Linked DNA regions of Mus musculus: region 2 is linked to region 1. Evidence: chromatin loops called from intact Hi-C (ENCODE). Cell type or tissue: gastrocnemius. All regions are shown on one strand. Each heading gives the region's core, and the rest is flanking DNA. Links, peaks and the distances in the headings are about the cores only. Region 1 overlaps M1ap (meiosis 1 associated protein). Region 2 overlaps Sema4f (sema domain, immunoglobulin domain (Ig), TM domain, and short cytoplasmic domain).

What was found. A loop is a pair of places that touch in the nucleus more often than their neighbours do. Peaks named below come from ENCODE experiments on the same cell type or tissue, not always from the same donor. Only the 100,000 strongest peaks of a DNase experiment are listed, where the experiment ranks them.
Region 2: it touches region 1 in a loop (6-fold over the local background); 34 of 42 quality-filtered maps call a loop at or near these places.

The regions. Positions count from the first base shown.
Region 1 is chr6:82,962,833-82,971,167 of GRCm38, reverse strand. M1ap (meiosis 1 associated protein) reads right to left here. Exons shown (of 10, transcript NM_033079.2): 3 at 3,016-3,201. Among named protein-coding and RNA genes, the nearest start is that of M1ap, 20 kb to the right of the region's middle. In gastrocnemius, for the core only: no CTCF peak of the experiment used is centred there; no DNase peak of the experiment used is centred there.
Region 2 is chr6:82,909,315-82,917,649 of GRCm38, reverse strand. It overlaps Sema4f (sema domain, immunoglobulin domain (Ig), TM domain, and short cytoplasmic domain), which reads left to right. Exons shown (of 14, transcript NM_011350.4): 11 at 1-61; 12 at 168-328; 13 at 3,225-3,283; 14 at 3,546-5,765. The coding sequence ends at 4,159. Among named protein-coding and RNA genes, the nearest start is that of Sema4f, 26 kb to the left of the region's middle. In gastrocnemius, for the core only: CTCF peaks have their summits at 1,570 (motif pointing left) and 7,990 (motif pointing left); DNase peaks (open chromatin) are centred at 1,568, 2,291, 4,115, 7,939 and 2 more places; H3K4me3 peaks cover 165 bases.

The DNA of each region.
Region 1 (8,335 bases), core at 126-8,125:
AGCCCCAGCCCTCCACATGGACTAGAATTTGGGTAGTTCCCATCCATGCCTGTTTCATGTGTACTGGCTGATTAAATTTCCCAAGCTTGGTTTGTTACACATTCTTGTTACGAACAGTTGGATTTCTGATTTGTTTGTTTGTTTGTTTGTTTTGGAGATAGTCTGACAATTTAGATCTGGATGGCCTGTAACTCATTATGTAGATGAAGTTGGCCTGAACTCATGGAGATACTTTGTCCCCAGTGCTGGGAGCCTCAGCTTGGATTAAACTCTAAGGCTCTGATGTGGTTATGCCTGGGCTACTGTTTGCCATTTTAGCTCGAAATGGTTGTCCTCCCAGGCCTCAAGCTGCCTCTGCTTAGATCAGGTTGGTTTGTGGTGGCTCTGTGGATCTGCCACGACTGCCGTGAATTATAGGGATGTGTCACCGTGCCCTGTTCTCTGCTAGCTATCAATCCTTGTTCTCTAAATTCTACAGTCAAGTGCCAGGTATGTTGGTACATGATTATAATGCCAACACTTGGAAGGCAGAGGTAAGAAGATTTCCAAAAATATGAGCACAGCCTTGTCTACATTGTAGGTTCCAGGTCATCCAGGGCTACATAGTGTGACTTTGTCTCAAAAATAAATAACATACAAATACACACACACACACACACACACACACACACACAAACAAATAGATTCTACAGTCAGATAATTCTAGCATACCTGCCATGACTGGGTCTAATACCTATTCTAACTTCAAATGGTGTGTCTTGCCTTTTATTCCGCTTGTCATCTTCTGTGATAGACGGGTTCCACTGGGTCAAAGATGTTATTGTAATTGGCCTTTACAAATGTGGTATTTGTGTGAAAGGACACATTCTCTACTATTATTATTTTCTATTCAAATAATAAGAGTAATAAGTTTTTAAAATCTCGCGTAATCAAGTTTTTAAACATTTTTTAAGATTTATTTTTATGATTTTATGTGTGTGGGTGTTTCACCTGCGAGAGCATCTGGGCACCACATGTGTGACTGGTGTCTGAGAAGGTGATGAGCTTCTATATGGGTGCTGGGAATTGAACTTGGGTCCTTTGCTAGAACAGCAAGTGCTCTTACCCACTCAATCAACTCATCAGCCCCCAAAACAAGTTCGTAAAATAATATTGATATGTGATTATTTGTTCCTAGTCTTCAAGAGAAGCTGCTACTCAAATACAAACTCCACAGTGTTTCTCAGTGTGTTCTTCCCCTTGGGTTGGAGCATGGGCACTTGACTGGGCTGGAGTGGGTTAGAGCATGGGGACTCGATTGGGCTGGAGTTGATCATTCCTCTCTATGTGGAAGGCTGTAATTAGCTTGAGTTTGCTCTCTCTTGTCCTTCAGGTGAGTTAGGTCAGTTCAAACCCTAGGTTCTGTTTAACTAGTTTCTCCTGGCCACAGAACTTATGAAAAAGAACCGTTGAGTGTATTTCAGAATGCCTGTTCTCTCCTGCCCCACCCCCTTGCCATCCAGGTTTGAGTCATAAGGGAATTTCCTCTTAAGGGTCTGGTTGAACTCTTAGACTTGGAGCTCACAGAAGTGTGTGAGGCCTTAGGACGTCCCTTGGAGTTTTAAATGTTGAGACTTAGCTTTTAGCCGTTTACTAATGTTTGGGTTTTCCTACCCAAGCAGTGGTTGCCATGGAGGTTTTGCTTTAGTGTGCTGTGAGTCTGTCTGATTCTGGAGGCAGCTGTTTGCCCTGTGTTGTAACCTTGCCTCTCCTAGGCATCTAAAGGGAATTGTTGACTTTGCAAGTGTTTTCATAATTGTTGGGACAAAGTGGCAACTTCCACCTTCCTAGCGTGTGAAAATGGCAATGGGAAATTAACACAATTATTTTCCAACTCTTCTGTCTGCAGCCAGAGGTCCCTCAAATATTTTAACCCACACACACGAATGTACCCGTGGAGTATCCACCCATAACTTATCTATATTTTTATGATTGTCTCAGCATGGCATCAGAATAGCATCAACTTTGACATTCGCTAATCCCAGAGAAAATTTAGTAAATTTGGGTAAAATTTTGATTAAAGACAATTACAATTTTTTTCTTTATTTTGGGCTCTTTTTTGAGATAAGATTTGACTCAGTAACCTAGCCTGGCCTGGAACCACATAGCCCGTGCTGGTTTAGCCTTGCCTCAATCTCCTATGTGCCGAGATTACAGGTGTGAACCTCCCTGTCTGGCTTTAAGGGTACCCAGATAGATAGAAAACAGAGCCAATTTAGGGAACTTAACATTTACCCTGCAAACTCCAAATGTCCTGGGCAGGTGTATTTACATTTCATTTTTATTTCAGTTTTTCCTTAGAGTTCACTTTGGTCCCTGTTTTCCAGTTTCTCTTGATGCCCTTCTGCATATTAAGAGCTGAGTAGGTGACACTGAGGACATGGTGGCAGCAGTTAAGAGCACTTGTTGGAGCAGGAGAGATGGTTCCGTGGTTCTGAACCTGTACTGTTCTTCTTGAGGGCCCGGGTTTGGTTCCCAGCACCCACAGCAGACAGCTCATTATTGCCTATAACCCCAGCTTCAGGGGCCCCAGTGCTTCTAGTCTCTGCAGGCACCTGCACACACATGCATATACCCACATACACATAATTGAAAATAAAGTAAGAATTTAAAAATAAAATACATTTACTGGTGTTCTTTCCCAGTACTTGATTGGGAAACTTACAACTGCATGTAACTCTAGGTCTGGGGTCTCTCTCTCTCTCTCTCTCTCTCTCTCTCTCTCTCTCTCACACACACACACACACACACACACACACACACACACACACACACGTACTCACCAAGAAAAGAAAAAGAATTTAGGAGAAAAGAAAATGGTAATGGGATAGAAAAATAATGTTAGCTGAACATCTCATCTTAAAAATGATATTCAATGTATATAAAACAGAACAACATAAGGTTAATAAATACTGTAACACTACAGAGATGGGGGTGGGGAGATGACTTCACGTCCTAAAAAGCAGCATCTCTTACCTCCAGGGAAGTCCAGGGCTGAGCAGCACTTGAGGCCATGTGACTGCTGTACTGTTTGAACTGCTGGAGCCCATCTTCTATTGCCAGGGGTAGTAAGGCGTGAGGTGGTCTGTGACAACCTTCTACCTGTAACATTCGAAGCTCCGAGATGCAGGCCTGCAGCCTAATGAAGTTCCCTCTCACTTGCTGCAGAGAGAAAGTGAAGCAAAGACACAAAGCTTTAGGAACCCAGTATGCTGGTTAGCTTCTGTCAAATTGACATAGACTAGAGTCACCTGGGAAGAAGAAACATCAGTCATGGAATTGCCTCCATTAGATTGGCCGGTTAGCTTGTCTGTGGGGACATTTTCTTGATTAACCCTGAGTCGGGAGTTCTGAGTTGTATAAGAAATCAGGCTGAGCAAGCAATGGGGAGCAAGCCAGTGAGGATCTTTCCTCAGTGGTCCCTCCTCCTGCTTGAATTCTGACCTGATTTCCCTCAGTCATAGACTGATTAGGATGTGTAAGCCAAATAAACCCTTCTCTTCCCAAAATGTTTTTGGTCATGATGTTTATCATATCAATAGATACAAAACTACGAAACACTCAGGCTTTGACTAATTGGCAGTTTTATTTCATCAGTAACTCCTTAGGAGTTCCTCTCCTTCCTAAAACCATGTATGTCTGACTGACACATACAGAATGTCAATCATGTTCTAAGTATTGCACTAAAATTTCTCTAAATCAGAAGGAAGAATGCAGCTAAAAATCCTAGATGCTGTGGATTTATCAGAAACAGGGAAGGAAACGTGATAATTCAGTTACACGTTCAGTGAAAGGTCTTTGCAACTACTTTAGGTGTATGAGTGCTCTGCACCTAAAATGTGCACCATGTGTGTGCCTGGTGCCTTCAGAGGCTGTAAGAGAGCACCAGATTTCCTGGATCTGAAGTTGTGAGTCACTGTGTGGGAGCTGAGAGCCAAGTCTGGGTCCTCTGAAAGAGCAACAAGTGCTCTTAACTGCTGAGCCATGTGTCCAGGCCATGACTATAGTTTTACTTTAGGTGATCTTCAAACTGGAAGTCTAAGAGGGCTAACTTTAGATACTATCTGGGTTTCTTAGTCTGTCACTAAGAGATTCTCTGTTTAAGAATGATGTTTCCCTAGCTTGGTATTACAGCATTCAAGAAGCTGAGGCTGGAGGACTGAGAGTTCAGGCTATTATTAGAGTTCAAGGTATTTGGAGCTATATATTGACAATCTTTCAAACAACAACAAAAAATGTTTCTCCTGAAACAAGAATTGTGATGTGGTCTCTCATTTTATAATTGATAAGGATCTATTGAATCCATTCCTCAGGGGCATTTCAGTGAAGAAGAGAATCTCACTTAATTTAAGGAGCCAACAAGTAAACCCCGGACAAGTGAAGTGACCTCATGGTTCTCCTCACCATCCTTTATAAAGACCAGTTCTCCTCTTCCTTCTCCTCCTCCTCTTCCTCCTCTTCCTTCTCTTCCTCCTCCTCCTCCTCTTCCTCCTCCTCTTTTTTTTCTTTTTGCAAGTGTTCTTTTTCCCCCCTTGGGTATTTTCTTTCTTTCTTTTTTTTCTATTAGATATTTTCTTTATTTACATTTCAAATGTTATCCCCTTTTCTGGTTTCCCCTCCAAAAACCCCCTATCCCCTCCCCCTCCCTCTGCTCACCAACCCACCACTCCTGCTTCTTGGCCCTGGCATTCCTCTACACTGGGGGACTGAACACCCTCAGGTCCAAGGGCCTCTCCTCCCACTGATGTCCAACAAGGTCATCTTCTGCCACATATGTGGCCAGCACCATGGGTTGCTCCATGTGTATTCTTTGGTTGATGGCCCAGTCCCCGGGAGCTCTGTTGCTCCCTCCATGAGGCTGCAAACTCCCTCAGTTCCTTCAGTCCCTTCTCCAACTCCTCCATCGGGGATCCCCAAGCTCAGTCCAATGGTTAGCTGCGCGCTTCCTCCTCTGTATTTGTCAGGCTCTGGTAGAGCCTCTCAGGAGACAGCCGTTATCAGGCTTCTGTCAGCAAGCACTTCCCAGCATCCACAATAAAGTTCGGGTTTGATGGCTCTATATGGGATGGATCCGCAGGTGGGGCAGTCTTTGGATGGCCTTTCCATCAGTCTCTGCTCCACACTTTGTCTCCATATTTCCTCCTGTGAGTATCAGGGATCATTTCTATAGTTTGTAACTAAAGACAGATTCTTAAGGAAGCAATGTAATTTAATCTGATTCTAGTTCAATGATACTTGTACGGATGTATGAATTAAAAAGAATGTGTGCTAAAGATCTGAGACATTATTTGAAGTAATTCCAAGAATCAGTAAGGTAAGGAAGGAGGAAAAAACCTTTGAATAAGAATGGCCCCCAGAGGTTCATATATTTGCATGTTTAGTCACCAGGGAGTGGAATTGTCTGGTAGGATTAGAAGGCTTAGGGGGTGTGACTTTTTAGGAAGAGGTGCGTCACTGGGTGTGGGCTTTGAGGTTTCAAAAGACCATGCCAGACCCAGTCTCACTCTCTTTGCCTGTGGATCAGGATTAAGGTTTTTAAAAATTATTTATTCATTTTTATTAATTTATATCCCAAATGTTGCCCCTCCCTGCCCCCCCTCACAGAGTTCTTCCCATCCACCCCATCTCCAAATCCCCCTTCCCTGAGGCATCCAGTCTCTACAAGATTAGGCTCATCCTCTCCCACTGAGGCCACACAGAGCAATTCTCCGATACATATGTGCAGGAAAGGGGGTGCTTTGGACTAGCCCATATATGTTCTATCACTGATACTATGTTGTGCTTGCAGACAGGAGCCTAACATGGCTGTCCTATGAGAGGTTCTACTAGCAGATGAATGAGACAGATGCAGATACTTATAGCCAAGCATTGGACTAAGGTCAGGGATTCCTATAGACAAGTTAGGGGCAGGATTGAAGGAACTGAAGGGGATGACAACCCCATAGGAAGACCAACAGTGTCAGCTAACCTGAACCTCTGGGAGCTCCCAGAGACTAAGCCACCAACCAAAGAGGATGTAGTTTTCAACTACATCCAGCAAAAGGTCTGCTGTTCCTGCCGCCATGCTCTCTGCCATGTTGATAATGAACTAAGCCTCTGAAACTGTAAGCAAGCCCCTAGTTAAATGTTTTCTCTTATAAGAGTTGCCATGGTCATGGTGTCACTTCACAGCAATAGAAAGGTGACTAAGACATGACCCAAAAGCAGAAATAAATGATACTTGACATGCTTATAAAATCCATGAGTTTGAGCTGTAATACTGCCAGGGCAAAAAGACTGTTTAAGTCAGGCTGTCTCGCCTTTCTTACTTTGCTTTTATATGTTCCTCTTTAAGTCTCAGGGAGGGGGGCCTGAAGGCACAAGAAATTAGACATCAATTCTGACACAGAGAAAATGAAAAATCTAGATAGGGAAATAAAAAAAAAACCTATTCAAGAAATAAGCGAAATCAGACCGTAAATATAGCCTAAAAGATTTATTTGTGCGGAGTATGCATGTATGTGTGTGATTGTATGTACATGTGCGTGCGTGTGTGTGTGTGTGTGTGTGCGCGTGTGTGTGCGTGTGTGTGTGTGTATGTGTGTACATGTGCACAAATGGAGACATTTCATGTGGGTTTGTGGAAGTCAGAGGAAAGCCTAGAGTCTCTTCCTTGCCTTCCTCCTTGTTTTGAGTCCGGGTCTCTTTGTTGCTTGGTGTTGAACCTGTAAGCCAGCCCTAATCAAATGTTTTTTCTTTATAAGCGTTGCTATGGTCATGGTGACTCTTCACAGCAATAAAACCCAAAGTAAGATAGTATGTACGTGTGTAGGTGTCTGTGGTTATATACTCGTGACTGTAAGTGCCCGTAGATTCCCTGAACTGAAGTTACAGGCAGTTGTGAGTTGTCTAATATGGATGCTGGTCACTGAATTCAGGTTCTCTCAAAGAGCAGTACATACTCTTAACTTGTGAGCCATCTCTCCAGCCCCAGTACTTTCTGTTTTACAACTTTTGGGAAAGAAAAATCACTATATTGTGCATTTTTATTTGCCCTTTTTCTGTATGCTTTTATTGTCACAACTAGGAATATGTGAGCCTGTTTGGGTTTTTATCTTCATAACTCTATGTTTATGCGATTCCTTTAAACTTTAGAAGTATTTGATTTGCCACATGACAGAATTACTCTATTTCTTTGTCTTATTCTCCCTCTCCCATTGCACTCAGTTATAGTCTACCACAGCATCTTTCTTAGAACTCACCTTTATCTCTGTTATTTGTTGCTTTGACATGATTCCTTTTGAATATCAGCTACTAAGGATGAGGAAATAACACTATAGGTAAACCAAAGTTAGGTGAACCCTAACACCTCAATGTAGATTAATTTCAATAAATTCTTTATAATGAAAAATTTTAAAGAATTAGGAAGAGTGTCACAGGAAGGACATTCTTCTGGAATCCTCCTTTGAGGGGGAAATTAATCATTTGGGTTAGAATTATTTATATTCATGTCACAATGGCTATAAAAGGAATTCTAATATTTTAATTATGAATTCTCTGTCATGAGTCCTTATAACAGGTTCAGATTTGATGATACTAAAAAATTAAATGTGAGGGTAATCTTGGGTCCATCCTAGAAATGATCCACCATATGCTGTCTTTCTACATTTACATTTTGGGTGACTCTGTGGACAGAAAATGTCAGATGTCTATATAGTTCAGTGAAAATGGATTTAAGGGCCTCTTTTCCTTATAGACTGCATTGTTTGTATACACAATGATAGTCACTCCTGCCATTTCCTTGAACTTCTAACTAGCACTGACTTTACTGTTCTACAGTTAGGAAAATTTGGCTTGTCATTACTTCTGAGTTACCACTGAGGAGTCCTATGGGTGACTTTTTTTTTTCCAGGACTGACTATAGGCAATTAAAAGGCTTTACCTGGAAGGTTTCATGGTGGCAGTAGAAAAGTGACTCTGGTGTGCAGCCAATTCACTTCAGTTTCTGAAGGACATGGCCAAGGACTCAGGTTGCCCTGGCATGTCCTGTTCTTGGGATATTTGTCTCCTTATCTCTCGACAGCTTCATTCCTAGGTCTCTAAGGCCTATAATGAGGTTCTCCTCAAGTGCTTCTTCCAAGACTTCTTTATGAGAGGACAGGGAAACTTGAATACCCCTTTCTCTATTCTAACTCAGTCTTTTCTACCCTTAGCCTTCCTTCTGCTTTCTTTAACCCCAACCTTACAAAGCCATCAAAACTTTTTGTCTGGGGTTCACTCAACAGTGTCTTCATCTCTGTCAATACATTTAGCTCTC
Region 2 (8,335 bases), core at 172-8,171, 54 kb after region 1:
CCTGGAGGATCTGGCCTTGTTCCCGGAAACACAGCCGGTTGAAAGCATGAAATTGTACCATGTGAGTTGTGTATTCGGGGAGCCTGCTGGGGAGAGTCGAGTCTGTGGCCAGTTAACGGTCTGGTCTGGACGATGAGCACATTTTCTCTCTCGCTCCATTTCTACAGGATTGGCTTCTGGTGGGCTCCCATACTGAGGTGACACAAGTGAACACCAGCAACTGTGGCCGTCTCCAGAGCTGCTCAGAATGTATCCTGGCCCAGGATCCCGTGTGTGCCTGGAGCTTCCGGCTCGATGCTTGTGTGGCCCATGCAGGCGAGCACCGTGGGTGAGTGGGGCTGCTTTGCTTTGCTCTCTTGCCTGCCCGCCCTCCTGGACTCCGCCCTCCCATATGGCTGTCTCATCTGCCGATGCCATTCCCTCTGTGTGTGGCTTCTTGTTTGGAGCCGCATCTCTTGCCTGCCCGTCGGTTAGCTCATGTTAACTCATCTGTCTGCCCGTCTGGTGCTGTCTAATTAATGCTAGACCGGGCATTGCACACATTGTACCTCGGATGATAGTGACTCCAGCTCCGAAGTGGATCATTGCTCCACTGGCTTCCTCCACCTCCACTGCCACCAAGCCAGCGTGGTGTGCGTGCGTGTGTGTATGTATGTGTGATGTATTAGAGTGTATATGTATGTGTGTGTTTGTATATGATATGTGTGTATGTATGATGTATATTTATGTAAGGTGTGTGTATGTGTATACATGAGGACTGGCAAGTGTATGTCATTGCCTCAGCTTGTGTGTCAGAGGACAGAGGACAATCCCTGCTAGTTTTCTTACACTTTGAGACAAGGTCTGTCTGTGGCTCACTATTTTGTATTCAAGCTAGCTGCCCTCAAGCTTCTAGTTTCTTTTGTCTCTTCATCAGGCGATAGGGCTGCACAGGGACTTGTGAGATACCTGTCCTACTGTGGCCAACTTTGAGGCCGGTTCTGGGGAACCAAATTCACTTAATCAGGTTTGTACAGCAGGCACTGTTTCCACTGAGCTATCCCCAACCCAGTCACTTCTCACTGGGGTCTCCTAATTCTGGGCTCCTGCCATCCATTTGCCTCTCAGAGGTGACCTTAAAAATATACCACACGGAAGCAAACCCTGACGTCCCTCCCTCACTCTGAATAATTCAGAATGACTCTCTTGTCACATAAGAAATCTCCTAAAAAGATCTTATCCTTGGAAATCTTAAATATTTAAAAGTACGATGAATGAATAAATGTGACTAAAATGATAAATTTGTGTATCTCCACCCCTTCCACCACTGCTGCCTGACCAACACTGTTTTTAATGACTTCGCTGTCAGTTATTTTGAAGCAAATCTTTCTTAGATATCATGTTATTTTATTCATAAATCTTTGAGTATCTGTGGCATACAAGGACACTAAAACAAAAGAAAAGGGTGCTGGAGAGAGACATGGGTCAGCAGTTAAGAGCACTGCTTGTTCTTCCAGAAGACTCAGGTTCAATTCTTCCCACCTACAGGATGGCTCACCGTTCCAGGGGCTCCAGTGCCCTCTTCTGGCCTCTGAGGGAATTGCACCCTTGTAGTGCACTGAGGTGGGGAAAAGGTGCAGGCTGCCTGAGGAATGACAGATTGTCACTCAGTACAGAATGAAGACTGTCCTCTGGGCTCAACACACACACACACACACACGTATGTCCACGTTCACACACACAAACATAAATATACACACACAAAATAATCATGTTACATAATAGGTAATACTTATGTAGCCATACCCAATCCTTAACTTTTTAGTGTTATCAAATATACAGTGATGTTTCAGTTTCCTCATTTGCATATACTTAACCTGTATAATTCAAGATTCAAATAATACCATCAATACTCGTAGGCTTATTTGCTTTATAAATATATTTTAATTAAAAAAAATACTGTGATAATGTCTTAATCTGTAGCCCACACTGGCCTAGAGCTCACCCTAATCTGTAGAACCCGGGCTGGCCTCAAATTCATAGTGATCTCTCCTGCCTCATCTTCCCACACACTGAGATTATAGGCGTCACGATTAGTGCCTAATCCAAACCTAGGTCTGTGAGGGTCGGGAGGCCCCCTCCCCTGAGCTAGTCTCAGCTGTTAATTTAAATTCTCTTAGTGGAATAGTTTTGGCCAGGTGCTTGCAAAATTCTTTTTCATTGTAACACTAGGATTTTCCGTTTTGAAGCCCATGGCAGGCCACCAGCCTGGCCTCACACCCAGCCTTTTACCTGGGTGCTGCAGGTTTACGGCAGGGCCTCATGCTTGCATGGCAATCTTGTTTACCACGACTCACAGCCCCTCCCCCAAGCCTTCAGGTGTAAAGGAGAGGGCACCCTGTAGCCATGGACAGCAGTTTCACTTCTCAGATTTCCCTGCCTCTTAGGGGATACCCACCAAGCACGTTTCCAACAGATTGTCAGCTAGGAATATGTGGATACTTGACAGGGAAAAGCCTTGAGGTACATTAAGGAAAGATTTGGTGGAGGGGTGAATGCTGACTAACTCCAGGAGTGATTTCTAACATGATGGGTTCTGGAGTCAGGACTGTGATAACCGAGTACTGTGATAACTAAGTACTGTGTTAACTGAGTACTGTGGTAACCAAATACTATGATAACTGAGTACTGTGATAACTTAGTACTGTGTTAACTGAGTACTTTGTTAACTGAATACTGTGACAACCAAGTACTGTGATAACTAAGTACTGTGGTAACCAAGTACTGTGATAACCAAATACTATGATAACTGAGTACTGTGTTAACTGAGTACTTTGTTAACTGAATACTGTGACAACCAAGTACTATGATAACTGAGTACTGTGGTAACCAAGTACTGTAATAACCAAATACTATGATAACTGAGTACTGTGATAACTTAGTACTGTGTTAACTGAGTACTTTGTTAACTGAATACTGTGGCAACCAAGTACTGTGATAACTGAGTACTGTGGTAACCAAGTACTATGATAACTGAGTACTGTGATAACTTAGTACTGTGTTAACTGAGTACTTTGTTAACTGAATACTGTGGCAACCAAGTACTGTGATAACTGAGTACTGTGGTAACCAAGTACTGTGGTAGTGGGAGTACCGTGGGGCTGAGTACCATGGTACTGTGAGGGTCTGAGGAAGGTGCAAGCACATTGGAACACTAGGTTTACCAGATATTCTCTTCTCTGTAGGATGGTTCAAGACATAGAGTCAGCAGATGTCTCTTCTTTGTGTCCAAAAGAACCTGGAGGTTTGTATGGCTCAGAGAAATGCGGGTGGAATGTATAGAAAGGGGCTAGAGAGTTGATCTTTTTTGTCTCATTCAAAAGACTTGATCCCATGAAGACATGGCAGTCCAGGACCCAGGACCCAGGACCCAGGGCCTTTCCATTTTTGGGAATCCCTTTTGGCAATGTCCCTACATATCTTATATATGACATCTCTCCATATGCCCCCATCCTACTTCCTGCCTATAGCTTCATGTCTTTTGTGTCTTTGCCTTCTCTCCACAGAACATCCGGTAGTGTTTGAAGTTCCAGTGGCTACGGTGGGCCACGTGGTCCTGCCGTGCTCCCCCAGTTCTGCCTGGGCATCCTGTGTGTGGCACCAGCCCAGTGGAGTGACTTCGCTCACCCCACGAAGGGATGGGCTAGAGGTGGTGGTGACCCCAGGGGCCATGGGGGCTTATGCTTGCGAGTGTCAGGAGGGTGGAGCCGCCCGTGTGGTGGCTGCTTATAGCTTGGTGTGGGGCAGCCAGAGGGGGCCCGCAAACCGGGCCCACACCGTTGTGGGGGCTGGGCTGGTTGGCTTTTTCCTGGGTGTTCTAGCAGCATCTCTCACTCTCCTCCTGATTGGTCGCCGTCAGCAGCGGCGGCGACAGAGGGAGCTTCTAGCTAGAGACAAGGTGGGCTTAGATCTGGGGGCTCCACCTTCTGGGACCACAAGCTATAGCCAAGACCCTCCCTCTCCTTCACCTGAAGATGAACGGCTGCCCCTGGCCCTGGGTAAGCGGGGCAGTGGTTTTGGTGGCTTCCCTCCACCCTTCCTGCTGGATTCTTGCCCGAGCCCAGCCCACATCCGGCTCACTGGGGCTCCTCTGGCCACGTGCGATGAGACGTCTATCTAAAGCCAGGAAAATGACTGCCAGCCATGAGCAATCTCTGGAACTAGCGGCTACGAAGACCAGGGTCACTGAACCTGGGAGACGATCATGGCTGCTCCATTCTCTTGGAGTCTGTGTGATCACACGTCAGTGTCTGTCCTCTGGACCTGGATGAGCTGAGGGCCAGACCTTTGCCTGATTCCTGATTCTCATGAGAGATCAACCCTGTAGCCCTCTGCTATGGCCTCTTGTCTTGGGCCCATCATCAGCTTGTGGGGTGGAGCAAGGACACAGGCTCTGATTTGCTTATGGTGGGCCCCCGGAAAGAGGGAGCACTGCGGGGTGGTTGGAGCGCGTGTGCCCTGCATCCGTGTGGTGCCTGTATGATGATTTTCCAGTTTGCTGACTCTGGGGAGCGCATGATCCCCGGACTGCCTTGAGATCTCTCCCAACTCAGTTTCCCTTTGTCCCTTGAAGAGTGTGTGTCTATACACTGGTGTGCCTCGAAGACCTGTCCAGGTGTGTGTGGATGACAGGGCCGGTGCCTAGGTGCTTTTGGGGGGTCGGAGAGGAAGGTTGGAACGGGGGACAACTTTACCCTCGGTAGCCAGTGAGGGAAACCACACGACCCCATCACCCCACAGCGCTTCTTCAACTTTGAGCAAAGTTCCCAAAGTGACCTTCTGGTGGGAAGGGCAGCAGGACACGTGGCCCCGTCCTTCTCCTCATCTTTCTCCTCTGGCTGCCACCACTGCCGTGCCACCGCTGCTTTTTCCCTGGCTGGAGTGGAGGCTGAGCCCTCTTTCCTTGGCTTCCATTTAAAATGAACTTCACAACATTCTAGCTATTGAGGGATGACAAAAGGAACCCAGAAAAGTGTGTAGGAAATTACAAGCAGGTTCAAGAAGATTTGCCTCAGTGACTTTCACCCTTGCCCTAAAGCAGGAGTCCCCTAGCAGGACTCCCTGAAATTGTATGCAAAGAAATGTCTGTCCATGTGTGGCATGTGTGCGTGCGTGCGTGTGTGTGTGTGTGTGTGTGTGTGTGTGTGTGTGTGTGTGATGGCTTTCATCAGATTCTCAAGGCCTTAATGAGGTTAAAGGACCATGGTCCATAGTCACCACACTTGGGCCACATAAATGGAGGAGGTGTTGCTGTGAGGCAGTTCCTCCCTGGCCTGCTGCCTGAGGCCAGTCCCTGGACACACTGCTGCTGGAGATCCCACCTCTCTCCAGTCCTCCTCGGAAGCTAGTGAAGCTAGGCTCTGCACGTGCTTGAAGACACCATCGCCTCCTTTCTTGCTTCGTTATTCCTGTGTGCGCTGCATCTGCTCCGTCCTGCTCTTGGCCTGTGAATGTGCCTCGTCCATCCCTGGTGAGGGACCTCGAACCCCGGTGAGGATGCAGCCCTTTCCAGTTGAAGTTTCTGTTCTACTTTCCTTGACAGCAGCCTGTGAATTACTCAAGAGTCCCCTTGGGTTTGGAGTTACCAGTGGCTTTGAGTAGGATCTTTGGCACGTAGTCTAACCTAGGGACATTGGTTATTCATCTGTAAAGTGGGGATATACCTACCTCAGGGTTGCTGCAAGGATCAAACGAGGAAACGTATGAACAATAAAGCATTACCCAGAGCAGCGGGCGTGGTTATTGTAGCTGTTGCTTTATCATAGCCGAACCACGTGATCACCATGGCAGGCACTCACTGTGCACCCCATGCAGTGGAAGGTGGACAAGCCTTCACCAACATCTGATCTTCGATCATCTCAGGATGGGTCTTAACCACCCATATTTAGGCTTTACTCAAATCTGCGATTTATTTTTTTAAAAAATTATGTGTATATGTGTATGTTAACGTATGTATACGTGAGTGCCGCTACCTCAAGAGGCCAAAAGAGGGCAATGGATCCCCGAAGCTAAAGTTAGAGGCAGTTGTGAGTTGCTTGATGTGTGTTTTGGAAACTGAACTCAGACCTTCTGAAAGAGTAGCAGGTGCCTTAGTTGCTGAGTCATCTTTCCAGCCCTCTAGTCTTATACATGTTGAGTGATGTTGATAGCCAGAGTTTCCTTCTGCTAAACCAGGAGCCACTGATGTCATCTTTGCTTCTCTATGGAAGGGACACATGTACTAAGTCTTTGTGCTATTCCACTTCCAAGATGGACGTGGATTTTACTCCAGGAAAAAAGAGATTGAAAACACATGCACACATACACACACTCCAGCTAAGAAGGAGATTCTGAAGTAAGGATTTTTTTTTTCAAGACAGGGTCTTACTACATAGTTCAGACTGGTCTTGAACTTACTATGTAGCCCAGACTAGCCCAGAATTTGTGATTCTCCTGCCTCAGTTCCCCAAAGTCTTGGGATTACAGGTATACACTGGCATGCCTTTAAGAAGGCTAACAGTTCAGTAAATGGAGAAATTCATGGCTCACTTAGTAGAGAAGTCAGGAATAAGATACCCTCAGGACTGCACAAAGGACTTTAGGAGTCAAGGTCCCAGCCCCTGGAATTAGGATTCAGGGTTAGAGGGAGTCTGTCTGTCTGCCTGTCTGTCATCTTTGCTTGTCTTGCCTGATTTCTTTCTTTCTTGCTGTAAATGGCCCCACTCAAAGAAGCAGAAAAGGTGGCTGCTGCTGAGATGACTTCATGAGCAAAGGCACGTGCTGCTGGCTTTGATCTCCAGAACCCACGTGGCAGGAGAACTGACTCAAGTTGTCCTCTGACCTCTACATGTGTGCTTTGGCACACATGTGCATGCACATACATGCACACATACACAAAATAAATGAATGTTAAAGAGAAAAAGAAATATGGCTGCTTCCACATCCTTTCAGCCACAGATCTTAGAAGCCAAAACTACTTTTTCAGCGTAAACCAAGAATCACAAGGACAGCTCTGCTCATATCACATGACTCCATTGCACCAATGAGTGTGTCCAAGGAAATGGGATACTGTGATTGGCCAAGCCTAAGTCACATACGTGTCCAGGGAGGGAAAGATTACATTATCAGAAGAATGGACATAAGGAAGTTGGATAAAAAAGACAAAAACAGAACAAACAAACAAAACACCAGTTGTAGTTTACTAAAGGTATTTAGATGTAGACAGTGATCTTTCAAAAATTAATGCTAAATATGTTCCTTTCAAGTTAAAGTTTTCTAATGGCTTCTTATGACACCCAGGAGAAATTCCAACCCTTCCTTCTAATTTAGAACTGTTGTTCTTACTTAAGTTTTTTTTTTTTTTACATATATATTACTTTTTATTTTTTATTTATTTTTATTTTTTTCTTCCCTCTCACTCAAGGTGGGCACTCATTGTGGACACGATAAGGCTTTTCCTACCATATGCCAATTAAGCTCATTATTGGTGGAAAGCCTGGCTTCTTCTGGCTATTTAGGCTTTATTTTAAGTATCACTTCCAGAATGAGGACCACCCTGATCACACAGTATAGATGCGTGCTTGTCTGTTGCTGGGATAAAAGACCCTGACCAAAAGCAACTTAGCAGGGGAGGGGAGCTTACTGGGAACACAGTCCATTAAGGTGAGGAAGTATGGCGGCAGGAAAATGAGGATGGCCTGGCAGTCAGGAAGCAGAGCAACCATGTTTCACCCTCACAGAGAGGGGAGAGAAAGAGAGACAGACAGACAGACAGACAGACAGACAGACAGACAGACAGACAGATACAAATACACACAGAGAGAGACAGAGAAACAGAGACAGGCAGAGACAGACAGACAGAGACAGGCAGAGAGAGAAACAGAGAGACAGAGGCCTGGTCCCCAGTGATTAACTTCCTCCAACAAGGCTCCAAACCTAAACGTTCTATAACCTTTGCAAACAGCACCACCAAGTGGCAAACAAGTGCGAGCCTGTGGGAGCCATTTCATATTTAACCTACAACACTACCTACACATCCTTCTCAGCATAGCATTTATCATTAATGTGCATTTCCTCTTTTTGGCTTGTTTATTCTGTTAGAGTTATTTTCCTTCTTACTAAGTCTGTACTTCATATTGTCCCGCACCATAGCCGTTTAGCATAATCCTAGATGCACAGTGCCTAAGACGTGCCCTACAGAGACGTCAACAATATTAACTGAGTGAGTCTGTGTGACCATCGCTGACCTGGCTCGCTGAGTCATGGCAAGAACTAGTGTGTACTCACTCCTGCAGAAACTCACAAGGCTCCAGCTGCC